Regions from separate parts of the Mus musculus genome. Here regions 2 and 3 are each linked to region 1. Evidence: chromatin loops called from intact Hi-C (ENCODE). Cell type or tissue: left cerebral cortex. All regions are shown on one strand.

What was found. Peaks named below come from ENCODE experiments on the same cell type or tissue, not always from the same donor. Only the 100,000 strongest peaks of a DNase experiment are listed, where the experiment ranks them.
Region 2: a loop joins it to region 1, with 3.0 times the contacts of the local background. A loop is called at or near these places in 13 of 42 quality-filtered maps.
Region 3: a loop joins it to region 1, with 3 times the contacts of the local background. A loop is called at or near these places in 5 of 42 quality-filtered maps.

What each region holds. Positions count from the first base shown.
Region 1 is chr2:27,285,338-27,293,337 of GRCm38, reverse strand. It overlaps Vav2 (vav 2 oncogene), which reads left to right. Exons shown (of 28, transcript NM_009500.2): 9 at 569-668; 10 at 1,434-1,529; 11 at 1,920-1,988; 12 at 4,646-4,732; 13 at 6,814-6,899; 14 at 7,573-7,705. Among named protein-coding and RNA genes, the nearest start is that of Sardh, 42 kb to the right of the region's middle. In left cerebral cortex, a CTCF peak has its summit at 4,181 (motif pointing left); DNase peaks (open chromatin) are centred at 4,150, 5,800 and 6,537.
Region 2 is chr2:27,511,817-27,519,816 of GRCm38, reverse strand. It overlaps Wdr5 (WD repeat domain 5), which reads right to left and starts at 4,670. Exons shown (of 14, transcript NM_080848.2): 1 at 4,537-4,670; 2 at 1,025-1,188; 3 at 360-468; 4 at 1-74. The coding sequence starts at 1,105. In left cerebral cortex, CTCF peaks have their summits at 1,350 (motif pointing left), 4,333 and 4,973; DNase peaks (open chromatin) are centred at 4,702, 4,917 and 5,716; H3K4me3 peaks cover 2,181 bases; H3K27ac peaks cover 1,651 bases.
Region 3 is chr2:27,534,878-27,542,877 of GRCm38, reverse strand. It overlaps Wdr5 (WD repeat domain 5), which reads right to left. Exons shown (of 14, transcript NM_080848.2): 14 at 6,343-8,000. Gm25541 (a small nuclear RNA gene) reads left to right here and starts at 2,948; the gene lies at 2,948-3,073. Gm13421 (predicted gene 13421) reads right to left here and starts at 2,452. Exons shown (of 2, transcript NR_166127.1): 1 at 2,313-2,452; 2 at 1-149. In left cerebral cortex, no CTCF peak of the experiment used is centred here; DNase peaks (open chromatin) are centred at 2,595, 2,962, 3,283 and 3,842; H3K4me3 peaks cover 1,833 bases; H3K27ac peaks cover 2,029 bases.

The DNA.
Region 1 (8,000 bases):
GGGCTGGCTAGGGCAGTTGGAACCCTGTTGCTTCTGGCTGGGCACGGGCCTTGCATATCTCTGGATGTGGCCACTGACACCCCTGAAGAAGCACCAGAGACTACCCCCAATTTGTGTGGCCCTAGGATGAGCCTGAGCCATGAATAGTCCCCATGCTAGGTCTTTGGAGGCAAGCAGAGAGCCCCTTAGGCAGGACCTTCTCTCAGGCATTCCTCTCCTGAACAGAGGTAGAGCCATGGATGGCGACTTGAGGTAGCCTGTAGGAGGTGCCTTCTTGGCTGGGGGAACTTGGTAACCCTCCTTTGCTGATGTTTCGGGAGCCCTCCTCCCAACACGGTCATGTAACAGGTAGGAAAGCAGAAAGGGGGCTGGGGGAGGGGAGCCATTTGGGCAGTGACCCTGAGGCTCTCCAGCTTGCCTGAGAAGGAGTCAGGACAGTAGCTGCATGCATCTTAGAGATGCATGGGTGCATGCATGTCCACATTGCCTGTGCACTGTAGCACAGCTCATAGCAACTGTAAATGTCTTACTTGGTTGGCTCTGTGTACACGTTGCTGTCCCTCCTTAGGCTCCTGATCTATGGAGAGTACTGTAGCCACATGGAACACGCTCAGAGTACACTGAACCAGCTCCTCGCCAGCCGAGAGGACTTCAGGCAGAAAGTGGAGGTAACAAAGCATCCTGGTACCCTGACTTGGTGCAGCTGGCTAGCTGAGACCTAAGGGACAAACCAACTTCCCTCAATACCGGTCTTTGGTTTTGTGGCTATTCCCCTATTTTGTTGGGCGATTGCCAGAATACTTGTCCCAACACAGCCTAAGACTTAGGGGCTGTGGAGGCCTGGACAAATCCATCACAGTAAGTGACACTTGACCTTAAACTCTGCTGAGGTCCTATCAGACCTTAGCAGGCCTAGGTGACTTTCATGATACACTGGGCCTCCTTCCCTTGCCTAGGTTTGCCTACCTCTGTCAGCTTGTGCTTGAGCGCCTTCCTGGCTCTTCCTCACCTCTGGGTCCAGGAGTGAGTGCCCTTTCCTGTGTGGTTAGGAAAGCTCTGTCTCAGCGCTCCAGCTTAAGTGCTGGTAGCATGTAATGCTTGTTTCTACTGTCCCTGAACCGCAGGGGATCCTAGCTATCCTCACAGCCTTGTATGAGCCCCCTCCCCACTTGGCCTCTCAGGGAGCACATGGCAGATCCATGGGCCATGTTCTGCAAGGCCCAGCCCCCTCAGGCACTGTTGTGCAATGTGGTGCCTCAGATCCCAGGGTCCCATCATGTTCTGGGATGTGAGGGGTGGTGACACCAACTTCATGCATAATCTAGAAGACCGAGGATCCAGCTCTGAGGTCTCTTTCTCTGTGTGGCTGGCAGTGGGGCATGAGTTCTCCCAGAAGAGTAATACCCTTTATCCACTCGCTTCTCTCTCTCCAGGAGTGCACACTCAGGGTTCAGGATGGCAAGTTCAAGCTGCAAGACCTGCTGGTGGTGCCCATGCAACGGGTGCTGAAGTACCACCTGCTGCTCAAGGTGAGGCTAGCAGCCTGCTCATCATGCCCTCTGTCACACTGGGCTCTGATGGCATGGGCTTGGACCCACAGGCAGGGTGGCACACACTGATGAATGAGCCCATGTTCAGTACATACCATGAAGGGGTATCCTGGCATCTGGAAGGAAAATTATGAATAAGTTAAGACCATTAGGAAAGTGGGAAGAGACAGGACAGCACCCACGGACCAGGAAGAGGAGAGGAGAGCTGCTATGCTTGACTGCTTCATCACTGAGGCCTTGCACAGTTGTCTACTATGTAAGGGATCCCATGTGTGTTGGAGTTGGACAGATGGACTTGCACTTGAGCTGGTGGGTGGCTTTGTCCTGAGACCTTGAGGGCTCACCCTAGCTTCCCTCTCACTCCCCTAGGAGCTCCTGAGCCATTCTGCAGACCGACCAGAAAGACAACAGCTCAAAGAAGCCCTGGAAGCCATGCAGGTAAGTAAGAGAGGCAGAGCGGGGAGTCCCCAGACCAGTGTGCACACACTCCTGGATCCAGACTGAGCTCCTTGGTAACACTGACAGGACACTGCGGTTGGGCTTAGACTTACATGATGGTGGAAGGAGCAGCAGGCTAGGCTGCTTGCACCATGTGTCCAAAGTCCCCAACTTCACTTGCCTGCAGTTGCCCTGTCCCCACACTGTATTTTCAAGTGTCCACTGGGGTCATCAATGGTTTTTGGGTGCCAGCTCTATCCTGGGGTACCTCTTTTCCTCCTGGGCATCTGCTGATGAAGGTCTGTCCCATGCCCATGCCCTGTCACTCACTGGAAGGTCCCTTTTCACGTGCTGGCTTTGAAGGCCCCTGCCCAGCCATTCTATGCCTCATGTATGGCCGTCCACTGCCCTCAGAAGCTCGTCTGTGTTCTGCTCAGAAACCTTTGTGGCTTCTGCTGTTCTCTGAATCAGGCCAGGGTCATTGAAGATGTGTGTAACAGGAACGCCTCAGATTCCGGGGAAGCCTGGCCATGCTCAGATTCCTGGGCATGCTCTATTCTTTCCCACCCCAAGGTGTGCTCAGGACATGTCCTCTTCCTCACTTAATCTGCCTGCATCCCACTCATCTTGTCTTTGCCATGAACTTGACACAGTCCAAGAAAGTCACCTTCCAGACTCCTTAGCCAAGGGACTGTCAGGCTACCCCACAGTCATACCTGTGCCTCTCATAGACACCTGTCTTAGACAAGGTGAAATGCCTGACACAGGCTAGGTCCCTTTGGCATTGCAGTGTTATAGAAGCAGTGAGTTCCAGCCTTGACTTCTGACCCCTGACCCCTGAGTCCTCTGGTCCATGGTCCCCTTCTTTTCCCAAGACACACCTTGTTTGAAGAGGAAGGTGCTGCAGTCTAACTCCCACACAGGATCAGGGGGAGGACGCTGGCTCTCAAAGCTACCTGCTCTCTGAGAGCAGACTTCATGCAGCTGGAAAAGTTTGCATCAGTTTTGAATGGACTTAAATGTGGGTGCCATGGCTGACATGGGGACCTCTGGCTGGCGCCCCTGGGGAACTGAGGTCACCGCAGCAGAGGGACCACCACATCTTCCCACTGCAGACACAATTCAGTGTCAGCCATTCCTGGAGCATGTGACTCATACTGCAGGTGTACCCTGAACCCAAGCCTGGCCAGTGTGTGGCTTCGGGTCCCTTTGTGGCAAAGTACCCTGAGGTTATATAGCTCCTGACATTCCAAAGAGGGTTTGTGACTCTGTGTTCTTCTTTTCACGGGAGGCTCTTCAAACTGCAAAGTTTAGAAGGCGGCCTGGTTTGCTTTCTGTTACTGTGATGAACAACCACGATCAAAAGCAACTTAGGGGAGGAAAAGTTTTATTTTAGATTATATTCCCAGGTCACAGTCTGTCATGAAGGGAAATCAGGGAAAGAATTCAAGGCAGAAACCATGGAAGAAGGCTGCTTACTGTCTCACTTTCTGGAGCGCTTAGCTAGCTCTCTTCTATAGCCTAGGATTGGCGCCACCTCCAGTGGGCAGTTCCCTCTCTCCTCCATCGTCAGTCAGGACAATCTCTCAGACATGGCCACACAAGACCGTGTGATCAATGCAGTTCTCTAACTGAAGTGCCCTCAGTGAAAACTAATACAGCAGGGAATCTAAAAGCCTTTAATGTCCCCAATGCAAAGCAGAAAACCATTCATCCAGCCAGTGTCTGGGCTGTCACTGCCCTGGAGCTAAGCTTTCCTCAGGGTTGCAGTACACACTCCATGCAACTCTGTTAGCTGGCTGCTTTGCCTCCGGAGCTCTACTGTCTCTGTGGGAATCTCCTTCCCAGACGTGCACTTCTGTGACTCCTGCCAGGGTGCACAGGGCCACACACGCTCAGATCTGTCGCTGCTGTTGATTTAGAACAAAACCCACCCTTTATAAACTGTGGCTTCTGGTAGGGAGCTGCCAGTAGCAAGGTTTGTAGGCTGGCCCTTGAAGTGATCCCAGAAGCAAGAGAGGCCATAAGGGAGGTAGGAACTGGCTCCAGGATGTGGGTCTGGCTTTTGTGTGCCGGGGATTTCCTCTCTGCTCTGCTTTCTGGGTAGGATCCCTGCTGTTCTGTCCCAGCCGCCCCTGGGCATTGCTTCCAGACCATTTCAAACTTTCTGAAGCAAAGTGAGCACTGCCCCCTGGTGACTGACTAGAGGATTGCAGTACTATGTAGGGCTCATACCTTCCCCCCACTCCATCTCCCCCAGCCACTTACAGAATACCCAGGCTCTTCAGGGAAGGTGGGACAGGGGCTTCGTGAGAGCAGAAAGGTCTAAACAGTGGCTGTGTGTGACCCACTGTGGCTTATCCATGCTGGGCTGCATCTCCATTCTGACACAGAAGGCCTTCTGAGTGAGGGGAACCTGGATTTGGGGGTTCCCAGCACCCTCTTCAGCATAGTGTGTACTCTGGGTTCAAATGTTGTGTTCTTCACCTTATTCCTTCCTGGTTCCCTGTGTGTGGTGGTTTTTACTCCCATAGCCCAGAGTTGGAGTGGCCCCAGGCAAGATGGAGGAAGAGTGTGGAATGACCAGCTGGGCTAGGAAGGGGCTGGGAGGTCACCCCGTGTGTGACTCAGTGCCCTGATCCTGTCTTGATTTCCAGGACTTGGCCATGTACATCAATGAAGTGAAGCGGGACAAGGAGACCTTGAAGAAGATTAGCGAGTTCCAGTGCTCCATAGAAAACCTGGTAAGCCGTGGCTGCCTGCGAAGCCTGCCGGGAGTAGGAGGGAGGTCGGGCAGTATCAGCCTTCATCCAGTTCTACCTACTGTGCGGATGAGGTCATCCACGTGTAGGGCTCAGGAGATGGATGTCCTATTGACAGCCTGGCTCTCTTTCTCCCTTCCCAGCCTGAACCCCAGGCTGTGGCGACCAGAGGCAGGACGCTTCGTCTGCTCTGTGGCCCTCCTGTTTCCCTGTCCTCAGGGTGGGCAGTGGGCAGGGTTCGGCTTGGGGGTGGGGCCACGGTCATCTCAACCTGAGAGCTGGCCCTCAGCTTGCCCCTTGTCTAGGAATCAGACTGGGGGCTGTCAGTCAGGGTTGGCCCTCTCTCAGGCATACTCCGGGGAGAAGAGATGAGCTGTTCCTGGACTCAGCCCTGCTTGGCCCCATGTTGGGTCTAGGTCTCTCTGTGTTGGGGTGTTCTGCAATAGGAGACCTTAAGCACGCCCTTGCCCCCACCCATCGGATGCTAATAGCGCCCTCAACCCCAAGTGATGACTGCTCCTCCAAATGCCGTCTGATTCCCAGAGTCATTTTGATATTGAACCATTGATTTTTTTCCCCGCTCAAACATCCCCTCTTCTTGGAGATTTTCCTGGAGAGCTTGGCGAAGTAGAAACCTGGAAGCCCGATATCTAGGCTGGCATACCCATCTTCATCTCCAGAGGAACCCTCTACAGAGCTGGCTGGCTCATCAGAGGGCAAGGAGAACTGCCAAGCAGTGTCTGATGAGTGCTCTGTCTACATGTGTGCTTGCACGCCAGAAGAGGGCGTCAGACCCGGGACAGATGGTTGTGAGCCACCATGTGGTTGCTGGGAATCAAACTCAGAGCCTCTTAACCGCTGGGCCATCTCTCCAGCCCATTCTTATGTGTCATGAGTGTGACCTGAAGCATGAACATTTGTGGGGTTCAGACCATTTGCCAGTCATCCCTGCTTTCTGATCACTGCACAGTTAACACACTGCTTTTGAACACAGGGGAGTTTGCTTTGGTGTTGTGAGTCATGTTTGCTCTTTAAATGACAAGGAATGGGATGTGAGTGTGGTTTAGTTGGCAGAGTGCTTGCCTTTCATGCACAGGGCCCTGAGTAAACTGGACTCAGGGGCACTAACTGTAATCCAGCATCGGGGGCAGGGGAGGAGGAAGGCGGAGGCAGGAGGATCAGCGTTGTCTTTGGCCACACAGCATCCAGGCCAGTGTGGGATACTCCAGGCCCTATCTCACAAAGAACGGTGATCCATGGATCTCGGTGTTTCTGGTATATGACAGCCAAGCTGCATGCAGTCTTGGTGCTGTCTCTAGGAGAAGGCACCTGGATTTATATGTCCTGTGTGATGGGGACAAAGGGGCATAGCAGAGTCCCCGAGCAGATGTGAATCATGCTCTGTGTCAGGCCAAGGCCAGCCTCTGTCATACTGAAGTCAGACCTAGGAGTTTTCACAGAGTACAGGGACCAGGCCTCCAGGCCCATGTGACCACCCACAGGCATAGCCACTTCCCCTGGAACCCGACCTCTGCCTTCTCCTGAATAGACTTGTCCCTTGAAGAGGATACAGAGGACAGTGGAAAGGCAGATCTCTCTGTATTAAACAGAACAGAGAGGCACAGTCCAAGCAGAAGCGGAAATGGAGACTTGATGGCCAGTGGTGGCGGGGCTGGGCATAGATTGCTTTCTGTGGAGGATGAACCCGGCTGGACCCCGCCTGTGGTTGCCGCTCAGTCCAGTGGTGCTGCTTGCTTGCTTTATTTGCTCTCTTAGGGCTGGACCTCTGGCTTTTCCTACAGCTCCGGGTTCCACACAAGGGCCGCCTGTGAGCATGACCAGACCATCAATTGCCCTTTGTTCCCAGGGCTCAAGGGAGTCCCCATTGTGGCCCCCTGAGAGGGGACAGGCTTGGCTCATTCATGGGCTACCCAGTCACCGTAGGCACATTTTCCTAGATCACACCTGGGTCTTTCTGTCCTGCCCTGGGCATGCCTACTTTTCTCCCTGTCTAGCAATGCAGAGGTTGTCCACCCTTGGACTAACAGTCCTTGCCTTTCCAGCAAGTGAAGCTGGAGGAATTTGGGAGGCCAAAGATTGACGGGGAGCTTAAAGTCCGGTCCATAGTCAACCACACCAAGCAAGACAGGTGAGTGGGGTGATGTTCGGCACCCCATCCCCCTTTAGCCTGGGGACCCCACTCCTAGGAGGCCTGAGACAGACCCTCCTGTGGGAAGAAGGACAGCAAGGCAGGCGCCATGCAGCTGTTTAAATCACTTCCTTTCCTCTCTCCACAATTCCTCTGTGTCTGTCACACAGCAATAGCCACAAAAGGGCACTGCCCTGCCTGTGGTGGGCTGTGAGCTGGCCTGGGAGTCGAAGCTGGGACACAGAGAGGTCTGGCCTCTGGGGAGCTCCTTGCCCAGTGGGAGTAGATAGGCAGGTGTGGGCGGAGTCAGGACAAGTCAGCCGTCTAGGAAACGTCACAACAGACTTGGGTTCTGGGGGCACAGAGGAGAGAATTGGTAGTGGCCTTTGAATAGTGCTCCAAGGGAGATAAAGACAGAGGGCCGAGGATCTTCTGCATGAAGGTGGCATTCAGGACGACTTTATGGGAGCAGTGGCTTCCTGACCGAGAGTCATTGTGCCATGTGGACCTGACAGAAAGGAGGGTCTCACCTTGGAGAGAGGGCAGCCTGTACAAGCCTTGGCCCTCTTGGTTTAACACACTGGCTGTGGTCTCAGGGACAGGAGTCAGGCAGGGATATAGGCTCTTCACACAGAGCATGGCTGTCCTGACACTGGGTGCCCTATGTGGCCAGGTACCTGTTCCTATTTGACAAGGTGGTCATCGTGTGCAAGAGGAAGGGCTACAGCTATGAGCTGAAGGAGGTCATTGAGCTGCTCTTCCACAAGATGACCGATGACCCGATGCACAACAAGGACATCAAGAAGGTGGGTCTGGGTCTGGAGAGGGGCCAGGTGCAGGGTCCTAACCCCAGGGCCAGCACATCAGGTGTCCCCTGCTGGCCTCCCTTTGTCATTATGACTGGCTGGTAGTTCCCATGGTGGGTCATAGGCATCCTTAAGACTCTAGCTTCCTAGAAGCAGAAGGGAGGTCATGCTTAGGGTACCAGTAAGAGCCTCGTTCCCAGCCTTGACTTTTTAGTCTCAGTGGACCTGACTAGTTCTTCATTGTCTGTTGTAACAGCTCCATTCTTGCTCTGTCTCTTTTGCTGGGGGCTGGCTT
Region 2 (8,000 bases), 230 kb before region 1:
CAGTTTGTGACCAGATATAGTTTTCTCAAACTTTCCATCATATGCTCCCCAAATTTTAATGAGTTTATCAGCAGCTGAAAGGAATGAAAGGGAGCTGAAGTCAGAGAAGGCTGTGGCTGTACAGTCACCCAAAGGAAGGAGGCCTGAGTCACTCAATGAACTAAGTATGGACACACAGAAGTACACCCTTCACTGCAGAGGGGCAATAGCATGTGAACAGGCAATTACTTCAGTTCCATACAAACATGCTGAATGCTAACCAACCCAGAGACCAGTAACAACTAACACAGTCCAGCCTCCTCATCCTCCTTCCTCCAACAAAGTTCAGACGCCTCTCCAAAGGACTGAAGGATACTCACATGAACTTGCCAACCATTCCCCATTGGGGCTGAACTTCACAGAGGACACAGCTTTGGTGTGGCCAGCCAGGGTGAACTTCAGGGCATAGTTTGGCTTAACTGGTGTGGGCTGGAGGAAACAGTACAGATTAGCCAGAGGCAACTACCACCACCCAATCAACCCACTTGATTCCCAAAGTGTAATCAAGCACTAGCTGGTTCCAAACTCATACACAAGAACTTACTATAACCTTATCTGATGTCCCCCTTTAAACTGCCAGTGTGAGCCTAGCACCTCTCTTGAAAGCCCCGACTTTCCCTGAAGTACCTTAGCACACCAAGAATTTGTAATTTTTTTTGGTATGGTGGTGCATGTCTTTAATCCCAGGAAGGGAGAGGGAGGCAGAGGCAGTTGAGTCTCTATGAGTTCAATACTAGCCTAGTCTACATGTCGAGTTCCTCACCAGCCAGGGACTATAGGGGAAACCCTGCCTCAAAACAAACTGTACTTTTTGATAAATACCCTCACCTCCATCTTAGGTCTGGGACTCCCTGGTGTGGCACCTGACTGCTCTGTGTGACCACTGTTGTGTGCTCAGAAATACTGGCAGCATACCTCACTGGGCAGAGAAGCCTAGATTAATAAAATAATGTCCCTGAGAATCTCTCCAGCCTGTGGGACATACCTTGCTCTGTGTGGCTGATGAGGAAGGAGTGGGCTGTGCTCTTGCAGCCTCTGTCTCTGGCTTCTTCTCCTCTGTGGCCATGGCTCTGAAGCCCACAGGGCAGGACACCGTGAAGGGGGAGTCACAATGGAAGAGGCTGTCAGCTGAACTCTATAGTAAGGGGCCTATAAACAAATCCTCTCTTTAACAAAGGTTGTTGGAGAAATAGTTCAGTAGCTAAGCTCGCCAAATGCAGTTCCAGAAGACCTAAGTTTGATTCCCACTTGTGAGCTTACAACTATCTGTGAGTCCAGCTCAGAGGATCTGGCATCCTCTTCTGGCCTCTGTAGGGACTGCATGCACATGGCACACAGACTTACATGCAGAGAGGGAAAACAAAAGTTAAATAAAATTTGCCCTGATGTGGTGGCGCACGCCTTTAATCCCAGCACTTGGGAGGCAGAGGCAGGCAGACTTCTGAGTTCCAGGCCAGCCTGATCTACATAGTGAGTTCCAGGACAGTCAGAGCTACACAGAGAAACACTGTCTCGAAAAAAAAAAACAAAAACAAAATAAATAAATAAACAAACAAACAAACAATGATTCTGGGGCTGGAGAGATGGCTCAGTGGATAAGAGCACTGACTGTTCTACCAGAGGTCCTGAGTTCAATTCCCAGCAACCGCATCTGTAATGTGATCTGATGTTCTCTCCTGGTATCTGAAGACAACTATACTGTACTTATAAATGTAAAATAAATCTTTAAAACATAAAAATAGAAAGATTCCCAAGAAAAAGAATAAAAAGGGGGGCTGGTGAGATGGCTCAGTGGGTAAGAGCACCTGACTGCTCTTCCAAAGGTCCGAAGTTCAAATCCCAGCAACCATATGGTGGCTCACAACCACCCGTAATGAGATCTGATACCCTCTTCTGGTGCGTCTGAAGACAGCTACGGTGTACTTACATATAATAAATAAATAAATAAATAAATAAATAAAAGAATAAAAAGGAGAAACACGACCACCACATTGAACCCTCCAACAAATCAACTGTCCCAAGCTGGGGATAACTGTCACCCTATCCCAGGGCTGACGCTTCAGACACTCTGTGTGATGGCCTAGGCTTCCCACTGTAGCAGACAGGTGTATACAGGGATGTGAGTTTGCTTCAAAGAGCCCTTGACACAGTATTTAAAAGGCTTTCTAACAGAAACAACAGGCCAAGTAACAGGAGGTAGACTTTCTGTGCACAAGTCTGTGAACTTACCCAAATTCTAAAATACACCCAAATAATTTGACGAAACACAGTGGCCTCACCTCCTCAGTGGCTCCCTGTGACCTCATAAACTGCAACATGCCTTTAACAATACCTAGAGCTTACAGAGCACAGGGACTCAGTGCACAAAGTACTACCGAAAGCGCTCCAAGAATAAAACAGAGTAGTCACTGCCCCCATGTGAAAGAAACCTCTGGGGGAGCAGCACAAACAACAGCAGATAAGCTGCAGGTCTGAGGGAAAGTAGTTATTCCAGTCAGCTGGACAGACTCAGCCTGAACATGTATGCAACTGCAACAGTTTACTGCAGTTTACAGGAGGGCCCATCACCTGCACGCATCCAGAAAAGCACACCACCTGACTGGGAAATGAGCTAGTACTCCTCTAACGGAGAGCTACTGAGACATTCCTCAGCCATCAATGTAAGGAGCAATCATAATGTAAAGTCTGGCTTTGAGGTTAAACCTGAAACCTCACATGGACCCCCACATAAGACTAAGATGAAAGGACACCAAAAGAGAACAATGCCTCAAAGTCTTCAATCCTAGAGGAAAGAACAGGAACACCATGCACCACACAGGTGCAGCCAAGCTGTTTTACCTGCAGCCATCTCCATCAAGGTCAAATCCGCTGTAGCTCAAGCCCAGGTGCAAGGATCAGACTAGGGTAGGTCCCAGGGGCCTCTCCACAAACAAAGCTCTTGTGCCCAGGAAATACCAGCTGCTTGGTGCTTTTAGCTTTTTGGAGACAGGGTCTTGCTATGCACTGGTATTAAAAAACCAGTCTCAAGCTTGGTATGGTTGGTGTAACAGGCATAAATCAACTACCAGGCCTGACCTGGTGCTTATTCTTAATGCAACTATGGCCATGAGTTCCCATAGCAACCACTTTTGTGGACCATACAGGTAGCAACAGGAGCTGAGACTTAAGTAATGAAAAGGGCTAGAAAGTCTCTTTCAACCAGCATCTCATCTCCCTACTCCAGTGAAATGAAAGGCCAACAGTGTAGGGCAGATCTATCTCCAGTGTGGGAAGTCTCTAGGAACTAAGCTTCTTTTAGCATATAAAGAGATTCACCTAACAGCAGGTGGATGACCTTGCCAACAAGCACACCACCACCCAGCCCTGCCCATCACATCGTTAATAAGCTGGGTCTTTCAGGAAGACAAATATTAACATCTGAAGACACTAGTTGTAGCACCACCCACTTTAATTCCAGCTCTAAGGATGAAGAGCTCTAAGGATGTGGGCCCCAAACAACCAACCAAAAAACAAAAACAAAAACGGGGAAGAAAGAAAGAAAGAAAGAAAGAAAGAAAGAAAGAATATCAACATTAGCCAATCTGCCTCACAGCATTCAGGAGGCTCAGGAATTCAAAGCAGTTAAATGTGAGGCTAGCATCAACCTGAAACCGGCTCAAAGGAGACCACCACTTTCCAATTCCACAGGGTAGAGTCCAAGACAGAGCACTCAGGAAAGCAGGACTTGGGGAGGGCAGGTCTGGGAGGAAGCTGGGTTAAGCAGGATCCTCAGCAGGTGGTTTGGAGCTGGCCTCCACTGCCCACAAAGGAGGTAGGTAACCGGCAGCCGCAGCCGGGGCTTTACACTAGAGTGAGCCTGACTATGGAAGGGCAGCAGCCATCAGTCTCCCTCCAGTCAAATGTAGACTCCTGGTTTCCACCCTAGTACACAAGTATGGGAAGACAGAATGGTTCAGTCACTCAGGTGAGTGCAGTAGGTAACCCAACAAAGAACTCCAACCCATCCTCTCTGGGCTCCTAGATACCTAGGTACTAGTAGCCTTGGCTTCACACCACTGTGCGCTCAACTGCCCGGCTGTCCCGGACAATGTTCAGAAACCCTTGACCGGTCAGCCCTAGTCAGGTAGAAACTTGCGCTAGGACACAAATGAGGGTTGTGCCCGCAGCACGAGAGGCGCCAAGTGGCCAAGGAAACCTGCGCGACGCTGGCTGGGTGTCCCCGATGAGACAGAGAATTCCACTCCCAGTGACGCCAGTCTGAGGTGTGAGTCTCGAGAAGCTCGCAGGACTAAGGGTCTAGGGGCGTAGCAGGGGCCGCAGTGGAAGTAGCGGGCCGTGGCGGCCACAAGGGGCGGCGGGGTCGGGGCGCGGCCGCAAATGCGGCGTCCGGCCCGGCCCGAGGCCCTCGGAACACGTGCGGCGCTGTGGAGCCCGGAGCCCGAGGGCCCTCGTGGCCGCCGCTCGCCTCGCGCCCGCGGGACCGGGTTTCTCGCTTACCTGCCGGGGCCGCGGCGGCGGGGCCGGGCGCTCTGGCGTCGCGTCGGCTAGCCCTACGCGCGAGAGCAGACGATCTGCTGGACTAGGCGGCAGCGGCGCGGGAGGCGGGAGGGATTGCGCGTGCGCGAGGGGCGGGACAACGGGCGGCGACGAGGGTCAGAAAAACTAGAGGAGGCGGAGCGCCTTAAAGGGGCCGTCTGTGGTTCTCGCTTCCTATTTGACCGCTACTGGTGTTCGGTAACTGCAGACTGGAGCACTCTAGAATTAAAGATGGGTGAGAACGTGCTTAGGTGCCTCTCCTGTTATTCTAGGCTGTGTAGCCAAGCTAACAGTTACAATTTGCCTGTGCTGGCCCGTGCCTGCCCAGGACTGTTGGGAAACCTCTTGGTGCCACTGGTGGATGTCCACGAGGTCCGGAAGTCCGGAGCTCCTGCGGCCTCCCCAGCCTACCGCAAGGCGGGGGGCTTCCTGCCGCTGCAAACCACAGCTCAAATTGAACATACTTGCCTCTCTTCTACAGGGCCATAAGGAGGCTACGCTGTACCACCACCACCACCCCACACAGACACACTCCGAAAAAGGTCTTAGGAGCTACCGCTGCAGGGAGAGATCTACAGTAGTGTCCAGGGAAGGCAGGGCACTACTGTAGAGAAGGAAGCCTGCACGCTGACAAGAGAGGAGCTACCTGACTTAGAAGACAAACAAGAAAGAATGTGGACAGGAAAGGCAAGTGTCCCTAACACAGGGGCTCCAAGTCCTCCAGCTATGCATGCATCTGGAACGATGCAGTTGCACCTGAATGTAGGCTCAGGCAGTTCACATTCCAGGCAGCCACAGCATCCACTACAATCTGGCTCCTGTGTGGCTCTGGAGCTCCATTTTAAAGGCTTTATCTCATTTTCACAAGACAGCCCCTAGCAGGCTGGCCGGCCTGCAGTTAGCAAAGTTTTGACAGCCCTCTTTCCTGTTGGACCACCTCTACTCCTGTCACTAACGGGGAAAACACCCAGAGAGGAGGACACAGGGACAGAAGGAGAACCTGGAGCCAGGTCTGCACCTCTCACTTCACTGTCTAACTCACATGGTCTTAGACTCTTGGAGGTGGCTATGACCTGTGCAGCCTCATCTTCCAGTCTGGGAATATCAAATATAACGCGTGGGGAACCTGTGCAGAGGGAGGGACTAAGCAACTGAAGCTTGAGAATGGAGAGTGTGTGGTTGCCATAGCTACAAGAGTGTGAGAAGACTGACATTGGCCTGGAATCTCCTGCTAAAGGCACAGAAACAGTTCAGACGAATCTGTGTGTCTAACAGACCTATGCCAGGAGCCCTGGATGGAGTGGAGCATGGGATGGTAAGAATAACATCTCCGTATCTGCCTAGCTAACCGGACTGGAAACCAAACCTAATCCTCTGCCACCCACCTCTCAGATAACATTCAAACCTGTCCACCTCCATCCTCATCCCGGCTCTACCTAAGATGTGGCCTTTTCAAAATTCCAGCCAAAGGAATTGCTGAAAATCCAGGTAAAGTGTATGCATAGCATGCAAGAAGCCCTGGAGCCAATCCCCAACACTCATAAACCAAGTGCAACAGCACAAGTATTAGATAGTTAGAGGCAGAAATATTAGAACTTCAAGACCAGCATGGAAGGCTCAAAGGATAAGGGGTCCTGACCCAGAAGCCCCAGATTTCCAACTTTTACTCACACTGGATCTGTAGTAAGAATTTTGATATCTTTAAAAACACAGTTATGTAGGGCCGGGCGTAGTGGCGCACGCCTTTAATCCCAGCACTCGGGAAGCAGAGGCAGGCGGATTTCTGAGTTCGAGGCCAGCCTGGTCTACAAAGTGAGTTCCAGGACAGCCAGGGCTATACAGAGAAACCCTGTCTCAAAAAACCAAGAAAAAAAAAAAAGAAAGAAAGCACCCTATGATAAGATGGGGACATAACCCAGGTGGTAGAATGCTAGCCTAGCATCCACAAAACTCTGTGTTCAAGTCCCAGTGTCACACAAAGTGGGAGTATTGTGCTTATGTGTCTCCCAGCCCTCAAGCTGGTATATTCAAGGTCATCCTTGACTACCCAGAGAGTTCTGGACTGTGGTGGTTTGAATAAAAATGACAAGTCCACAGGGCGTGGCACTATCAGGTTTGGCTTTGTTGGAGGAAGTATGTCACTTAGGAAGTGGGCCTTGAGGTTTCAAATGCTCAAGCCAGGCTCAGTGGCTCACAGTTACGGCAAGACCTGTTGCCTAAGTATCAAGATGCAGAACTCTCAGGTCCTTTGCCAGTATTAAGTCAGCCTACATGCTGCCATGATGCTGTCATGACAATAATGACCTAAACCTCTGAACGTGTAAGCCAGCCTCAGTTAAAAGTTTTCCTTTGCTGTGTGGTGGTAGCACATGCCTTTTCCCAGCACTTGGTGCCGGGGGGGGGGGGGATGATTGGATTCAGTCAGCCCCTCAACCCTCAGGAGAATCAAGGTCCCAGTATTCAGGTGAGCTAGGAGTCGGCGAAAAGTGACAGACACTGACAGAGAGTGCTGTATCTAAATGTAATTTCTCAAAGTGAGCACCAGACTTATATTACAGAAGAAAACAAGGAAGTTAGGCGATACATTAAGGTCATCAAAGGTACACTGAGGTTACCCAATGCAGCTGGGCTGGTCTACTGGTCTACTAGAGTGAGTTCCAGGACAACCAGGGCTACACAGAGAAATCCGGTCTCAGAAAAAAAAAAAAAAAAAAAAAAAAAAGACTGCACAAAACAGAGAAATGCATACATAAAAGCTAAGAGGAACCAGGCAGTGTTTATAACTGGGATATAATTCAGTGTTTACAACTGGGGTCAAAAGCAGCCCCACCTAAGGTCAGTTTATTCTTAGAAGCCAGAGGCAAGGGTTTTATGCCCTTGCCATAGTTCCAATTCTAGTCTATTGTATAATCCACCTTTCCCCTGGGCCACTGTAGATTCCTGTGTATGGGAGTGACTCAGCTGTTGTTCTAAGTATTTACTCTAGTTCCTTCTTAGACCACAACCTTCCTTCTTCCTAGGCCATTGTAAATTCCTGCACATGGAAGTGACTCGGCTGTTATTCTCTAAGTTTACTTTGTTGAACTGGCCCTGAGATTTCTAGCTCTTACCTAGTAAACTGCAATGTCTGACTTCTTTCACTGCCTCTCAACACTGGAGGCGTTACATCTGAATGAGTAGCACTACCTATAATATAACGCCGACTATTGCAAGGAGCATTCATGCTACGGGATGCCAAGGTTCCAGGAGAAAAGTTTCTGTGAAACTTTTTGCCTCAGGACTGTGTCCAAGCCTTTGGGCTTGCCACACCCACTCCAGTGGAGTGGGTGTGGCAACTTGGGAGGCAGAGGCAGGCAGATTTCTGAGTTTGAGGCCAGCCTGGTCTACAGAGTGAGTTCCAGGACAGCCAGGGCTATAGAGAAACC
Region 3 (8,000 bases), 250 kb before region 1:
CCTGCACAAGCTGGACTTAGGTGGTGTCCCAATTTCATGTCTGTTACTGTGATAAAACGCCTCGACCAAAAGCAACGGAGGAAGGAAGGATTTATTTCAGTTGGTAGTTCCAGGGTACCGTCCATCTTCGAGGGCAAGTCACGTCACACCTACATGCAAATTCAGACAAATGAACACACCCATGCTTGCTGTATATACCCAGCTAGCATCCTTCATATCTATATAGTATATAAAGATTTTTTTAAAAATATATATATGGCTTAGCAATTAAGAAGACTTGTTGTTCAGTAAAAGACTGGTTCAATAACAGTTTAATGGCAGCCACAAGCACTCTAACTCCAGTTCCAAGGAATCAGACACCCTCTTCTGGCCTCTGCATGGACATCATACACAAACATACACAGGCAAAATTCTCATAAGCATATCATTTTTAAAAGTAGTATTTAAAAAAATATTTAATGGACATTCCATTAAATGTGACTCTCAGTAAACAGGTTAGTTTTAGTGAAATATGTCTTATGAAATATTTGGGACATAATACTTTAAAAAAAAATTCATCGTTTTATCTGACATTCCAGTTTAGCTGTGTGTGTTCTATCTAGCAACTGGTTAGTGAAGTGACCCGAACAATTTTGGCTTCTAGAACTTTCTCTGTGTGCAGTTCGTGACGTCCTTGGGAGCATTTAAGGACAACCACCAGTCCAGAAGTGGTGGTTCTGCTCCTTTCTCTTCGTGCTCCAGAGTCTAGGCACACGGAACCAAGCCGTTCTACCTGTAGCCCAGCCCAGCCTGCTGGCCTCGGCAAGTTCTCATTGATCCTTAAACCCTGAGGTATCAGTGAAGATTTGGCCTGGCATGGTTCATGACAAGGACCTCAGTGAGAGAAGCCCTATGCTGACCAGACATAGCACCATGGGCCTTCCTGTGAGCAGGTGCTGGTATGATAGACAAGGGAACAGAAGGTGTGTTTATCACAGCTCAAGGCCCAGAGGCACCAGCAAAGCATGTTCTACTAACGAACAACAAAGAGCTTCCCTGTTACCCACAGGTTCTGCAGGTTGTCCAAGAAAGAACTGTGGCCTAGTAGGCTCTCCCAGCATGGTCCCGACCCTAAGACACCCCTCTAGCTGCCTTTCCTTACCCTGAGACACGCTTTGTCTCTAAATGTGGCGGTGGACCTCCACCTGTACCAAATGCAAAGCCGGGCCATGACAGTAGGAACCACAGAGGACCACAGAGAGGATTCAGTGGGTAAAGACATGCAGTGACTGATGTGATGGCCTGAGTTTGAGCCCAGGGACTCGCATGATAGAAGTGACTCTGAAAAGCTGTCAGGGGACAACATGGCTTTGTTTTATTTTTAAAGCTGAAGAGGCCTGCTCTGGTGTTCCTATGGGACCGGCTGCCCCCTCCTCCCACTATTTGCAATGAACTTTCAAGCCCATGAAGAGGATGTAGCTGTGCTGGTGCCAAACCAAAGCTGCCAGTTCATTCTCCCAGCTCCGGGCAACACCAAGATCACCCAAAATGTTGCTCCCAGCCTCAGGTCCAGCTCCCACCCCCAGAAAGCTGACCCAGACCCTGGCCCTTGCTCTCTCATGCAGACAATGTGCAGAGTAATCTGCTCTGTCTTTCCATCTGTGAGCAGATTCCCAACTACGGCCAACAAGCTTGTCCTAAAACTTCCCAGTAGAAAAACCTGACTCAATAATGCTAGCCTATGGCATGTGGTACTGCAGGCCTTTAATTCAGCACTGGGAAGGCAGAGACGGTCAGATATCTGAGTTCAAGTTGCTATGGTCTACACAGCACCCTCCTGAACAACCAGGGCTATGTACAGTTCTACATAGCCCTAAATAATAATAATGCCAGCGTTCCAGATGTGATATGCACGCCCACTCCGTCCACGGTATCTAGCTGAATAACCCTTTGACTCCTTCAGTACCTGGCCATGAACCTGCCTTAACAAATTAAGTCCTGTTTGTTTCCAGGACACGTCTCCTTCACCTAGACTGGGCTGGCTTAGTACTCAATTTTCCTGACTGCCTGCACTTCCCAGGTACAGGTATGAAACACATGCCCAGCTAACTACGGACTGCTGTAAAACACAAGCAGCCCGAAAATTACAAAGTAAACACAGCCGATACATACAGCTCCTTCACTGTTTGTATGCATATATGTGCTCGTGTGCACTAGGCCATGCGTTTGAAAAAATGTGCATGACACTTGTACAGGTGTGAGTATGCCTGTCCCTCTTTAGATACGTGTGCATTCTTAACACACCGTGGTTTTACGAAGGGGACTGATACTACCAGGTTGTTCTAGATCGATGGCTTCTTCAATAAAATGGACTTAACCGAAGATCCCCGGACGTGGATACAAAAGCAGGGACAACCGCCGTCGTGTAGAACAGTCCTTCCCTTCCTCGAATCCTGAGCGACAGCTGACGTGTAGCCAGCCTTCGCTGCGCATGCGGAGACACGGTGGCGGGAGCCGAGGAGTATGCGCAGACTCCGTACACAGCCTCCCCCGCACTTTCAGCGTTTACAACCCGTCGCCCGGAAATCTAGGAAGGATTAACAGGCGCTCGTCCTCTGATTCGTGCCCGCCCACTTCCACTTCCCGCCGTCCGCAAGCGTGTCCCGGTTGGACGTGCGCCTACCCTGTTTTGTTTCCGGGGAATCTGCTTTGCCCAAGAACGTTCACAACTTCCGGTGTTCCCTTAGGCCTGTGATTGGCTAGTTTTATGAATTAATTAAAGCGTGTCGGGTTTGAAATAAATAAACCGTTTTTACTTCTAAATAACCGCGCTGAAATTATCAAACCACCAAATAAAATATGATACTTTTCAGTAACAAGCTTTTGTGACTACTAAACAAAATTCACCATTATCTAAAAAGGTCCGATATTGGGAGCTTTAAATACGCCGCGGGAGGAATGTACTTCTGTGTTGTATGAAAGGAGAGAAGGTTAGCACTCCCCTTGACAAGGATGGAAGAGGCCCTTGGGCCTAACAACACACATACGGTTAAGGCATTGCCACCTACTTCGTGGCATCTAACCACTGTTTTTTTTGTGTGTAAATTTGGAAGCTGAAGGATGTAATCTTTTTTTTGTTTGGTTTTTTTGTTTTTATTTATTACGTATTTTCCTCAATGACATTTCCAATGCTATCCCAAAAGTCCCCCATACCCTCCCCCCGAAGGATGCAATCTTATACAGATTTCTTGCTCGAGATTTTTATTCTAATCACCATCCCCAACTCTCTTACCCAGCATATTTGGGACAGATGTAAGTCTACTTCAAACAGGCAATTTCATTCTGAAGCTTGGAGGACTGCCATGTGCAGTAGCTCAACTTGCCACCTACTAAGAGCTATTTGCTCATCAACTTCGGATATTGGGGTGTTCCTGACAGACATAAGGCACTTAATACTCAAACAACAAATGACCCTGAGCACTACTCCAGACGGTGGGGAGTTCATAAGGGCTCTCCTAGAGCAGGTGGTACAGCTTTCTTTATTGACTGTGGCACCAAATCTGTCTTTAGTATCAGAAATCCAAGCAGTGGATACAGGTATGTGTATACTGTGATCACAGTTGAGGTGTATGCACATTTGTGTGCATGTGCACAGAAACACATGTAAACAAATATATACACTCGCTGGGCAGTGGTTTCTCACCATGATGATAATGGATTGAATCTCTGAACTGTAAGCCAGCCTCAGTGAAATGTTTCCCTTTATAAGAGTTGCCTTATAAGAGTTTCCCTTTATAAGAGTTGACTGGAGAGATGGCTCAGCAGTTAAGAGCACTGACTGCTCTTCCAAAGGTCCTGAGTTCAATTCCCAGCAACCACGTGGTGGCTTATAACCATCTGTAATGAGATGCCCTCTTCTGGTGTGTCTGAAGACAGCTACAGTATATATATATGTATATGTATATGTATAAGAAGAGTTGCCTTGGGCTAGCAGTGGTAATGCACGCCTTTAATCCCAGCACTTGGGAGGCAGAGGATTTCTGAGTTCGAGGACAGCCTGGTCTACAGAGTGAGTTCCAGGACAGCTAGAGCTACACAGAGAAATCCTGTCTTGAAAAACAAAACAAATATAATACACACACACACTCATATGCATTTAAATTTAAAGAAAGAGAGACAAAGAGAAACAGAGAAGAGAATGTTGTTTATCAGACTGGGTCTCAGCTGGTCTTGAACTCTCAATACTTATATACCAAATACATCTTAAAAAAAAAAGTCCTGGGGTGGAGAGATGGCTCTACAGTTAAGAGCACTGACTGCTCTTCCAGAGGTCCTGAGTTCAATTCCCAGCAACCACATGGTGGCTCAGAAGCCTTCTTCTGGTGCGTCAGAAGACATCTACAGTGCACAGGACTGGAGTGGGGGCCAACCAGAATGAGCAGAAATCCTCTGAATTCAAATTCCCAACAACCACATGATAGCTCACAACCATCTACATTAAATAAATAAATCCTGCCTCAGTGAGATTAGAGCCATACCTGTCCCTTGCTTGTGTTTAAGGAATATACTTCAAAGCATTTCTCAAGATGTTAGTTGTGAAATGTCATCTCTGTGTGCCTTACTCTAAAATATGCAAAATTGAGGTCATTTTAAAACAATCCCAAAAAAACACCAAGGAGTTTCAAAGCTGATACACCCTGGGGATAAACAGACCCACTCGCAAAGGTGTCAGGGCTGCACCCCTCCTCAGGAACCCACTGACAGGCAGTCATACTCAGGCCCACACGGCTAGAACCAAGTCCTTAGCCAAAAAGGAAGGTGGAAACCTTTAAGGCATTGGGCCATGGAGCAACACACTTCTCTTGGAAGGTGGAGGGAGGCTCATGAACTCCAAAAAGAAACTTAGTCCCAATAAACTGAAAGCTACAGGACTTATAAGGCTCCTCCCCAATTGCTAGGGAGAGGCTGGCTCAAGGTTCAAGAGCACTAGCTGCTCTTCCAGAACTCAGGTCCACTCACAACCATCACAAGGATCAGACCCACTCTTCTGGCCTCCATAGCCACCAGACACACACATGGGATATAAACACAAAGCACTCGTATACATAAAGCAAATATTTCTGGGCCATTCTGGAACTAGCTCTGTAGACCAGGCTGGCCCTGAACTGACAAGAGATCCATGGGTCCCATACCTGGGATTAAATGTGTGCCACCAACATGGGGCACATCTTTAAAAATGCTAAGCAGAGACTCCCACTGTGCCTCCCACTGGCTTGGGGAGCTCCAGGGCTGTCACTCAGGCTGGGCTGGCTGGTTTAGGACACTCACTGATCAAGTTGGATTTGTTACCTGGGTTAGACCTTAAGTTCTCTAGTCTTAGTAACTAGACTTTAGTTCATGTCTGCCCAGAAAAGGTCACAGCCTGTGTACACCAAGAACACAGGGCACCCAGCAGAAATCCATATAAAGCCATTCCATTAGGCCAATGTTGCATGAACAGCTGCTTGTGCCCAGTTCCAAAGCCACTTATACTAAAGCTACTGACACAGGATCCATGACACCGTACTTCAGAGATTTACATTAAACCCATCAAAAGTAAATTATGCAGACTTGGGAGCAGGGAAGACAGCTGAGTGGATAATACACTTGCCACATAGACCTGAGAATCAGCATGCATCCCTAGCACTGGTGTAAATGCAGGGCAGGCACAGCAGCCTGCCCGCCTTCCCAGCATCCACAAGGCTCCCAGTTATGCTGCCCGGCTAGACTAGCCAAATTGGAAAGCTTTGGGTTCAAGTAAGAGAACTACTGAGGTGGGGAGCTATCAAGAAAGTTATCTGGCATCACTCTACACACATGAACCATCACACATATGCACATTACCTAAAAGAAAAGCAAATTTTTTGGGGAGGGGTTGTGCTGAGCAGATGGCTTAGCACTTGAGAGCACTGACTGCTCTTCAAGAGGTCCTGAGTTCAAATCCCAGCAACCACATGGTGGCTCACAACCACCCGTAATGAGATCTGACGCCCTCTTCTGGAGTGTCTGAAGACAGCTACAGTGTACTTACATATAATGAATAAATAAATCTTTAAAAAAAATTTTTTTTCTCCCTTTGGTTGTTATTTGAGCCTTGGTTTGTGTAATCCTAGCACTAGCTCCGCAGACAGGCTTTGCTTGAACTTAGACCCTCCTGAGTGCTGGAACTAAAGGTGTGCTCCTCCACTGCCTGTTCTGCTAAAGAAATCCTTATTGAGTGCCAACCAAGTGGGAGGGAATGACAGGTAATCCTCTGATCTCCACACACCCAATGAATGCACACAGAATGAATTCCTGGAAAAAACAAACTTATATGGAACAAAATTACAAGGCATGAAAATCTTTATTTTTAAAAAGAGAATGTATTTTTACATAAATCTACAACAGAGTTCAACTGTAGAAAAAATAAACTATACTCGGGGATACTGTGCTCGACATGGCAAGCAAGCTCCCTCCCTCAGGAGGAGGCCGCACACCAGGCCACAGCTGGAAGGACCTTACTACCCTCCAGAAACCCCAGCAACATGCCCACAACATTGACCAGAACCCAGGTTCATCTATCCAACAGACGCCAGGGGCCCCAGAGCCCATGTCAGTGTGACAAGCCACCCTCTTTAACAATGGCTTCTTCGATGTGATAGCCCATTTACACACCATCTCCCTCAAGGAAGTGACAATGTATGGGGTTTCTTTTCCAATACCTTTGGATTCTTATTATGCACGATGGAGGGAGAAAGGGCTGTCAGGACCACAGCTGGGGACAAGCCTTGGCAAAGGCAGAGTAGAGCAGCTACTGCCCTGGGTGATGTGGCTTCAATACACATCAGTGTTGGCCTCACAGATGGTTGCTGCTGCAACCAGAGCAAACCCAGAATCTCCTTTCCACCCATGTCTGTGCCCAGCAGCCTCCGCCACCCATCTGTACTCCCAGAACCTCTGCAGTCTGCTCCACAGTAGGTCACCCTGGGTTCAGCCAGCAGCAGTTGTGAAAATGCTGTGTAGTCCTGAGCTTGGCCACTACCTCTTTCCAGTCCTGGTCACCTGAGGCGGTGACCTGGGGCGGGGGCCAAGGACATAAGAGAGGTTTGGTGGGTTTAGAGGCCAAGGCAGGAAGCTGTACCTGCTGGGGCAAGCACCATATTGAACTCCTCCCTCCTGCACAGGTGACCCTGAGCCTCTCACAGAATAAAGAGGTCCAGAACCTCACTACATGGTGCCTTTCCAAGACTTCCTTCCACTCTTTCTCATCTGAGGTTCTTCCTCTCCAACACTCAGCACCCACAGCAGCCACTGGGAAGAAGAGGCACAACAAGGATCCATCCTCCCAGAGACCTTTCCAACTCCTGCCAGGAAGGGAGGAGGGCTTTATAAAGCCAGGTGTCAAAGAGCCTGGTCAGAACTCAGGGCCACACCCAGTCCATACCCACCTTTTATTACAGTGTGTGTAGCTTACTGAGTGATACCAGTGAGACAAGGAGACATTTCAACCACTGAGAGGTCAGTGTTGACCTATGAACTCCAAAAGAACAAAGGGACTTGACACGGATACAACTTACAACCTTTCTGTGTTTCCAGAAACTCATGGAAGCACGCTGGGTACTATTACAGGCAGGAAAATTGAACAAGCAGGCCAGGGCAGGAGGCAGGGAATGGGAGTAGGGCTGTAGGTCCTGTTCCAGTGTGCACTGGGCAATACAATACCAAAACAACAACCACAGAGAAAAACAACCCATGAGGAGCTGAACTCACTCTTGTAATAAAAAAATTAAAAATTTGTTGCCTCTGAGCACAGAACAGACCAGGAACTTCCCCAGGCAGAGACAGAATTGGCAAGAAATATCACAGTGGCTATCAAGACTCGGTAGTGTGCACTCCCCTGAGCCGACATCTTCAGATAGGAGGTGCACCAGGCCTGTCAACCCAGCCTGGCCCCATGCCTCTGCCCCACATGTGTTTCTTGCCAATCCGGGTGGCTTCCTTAA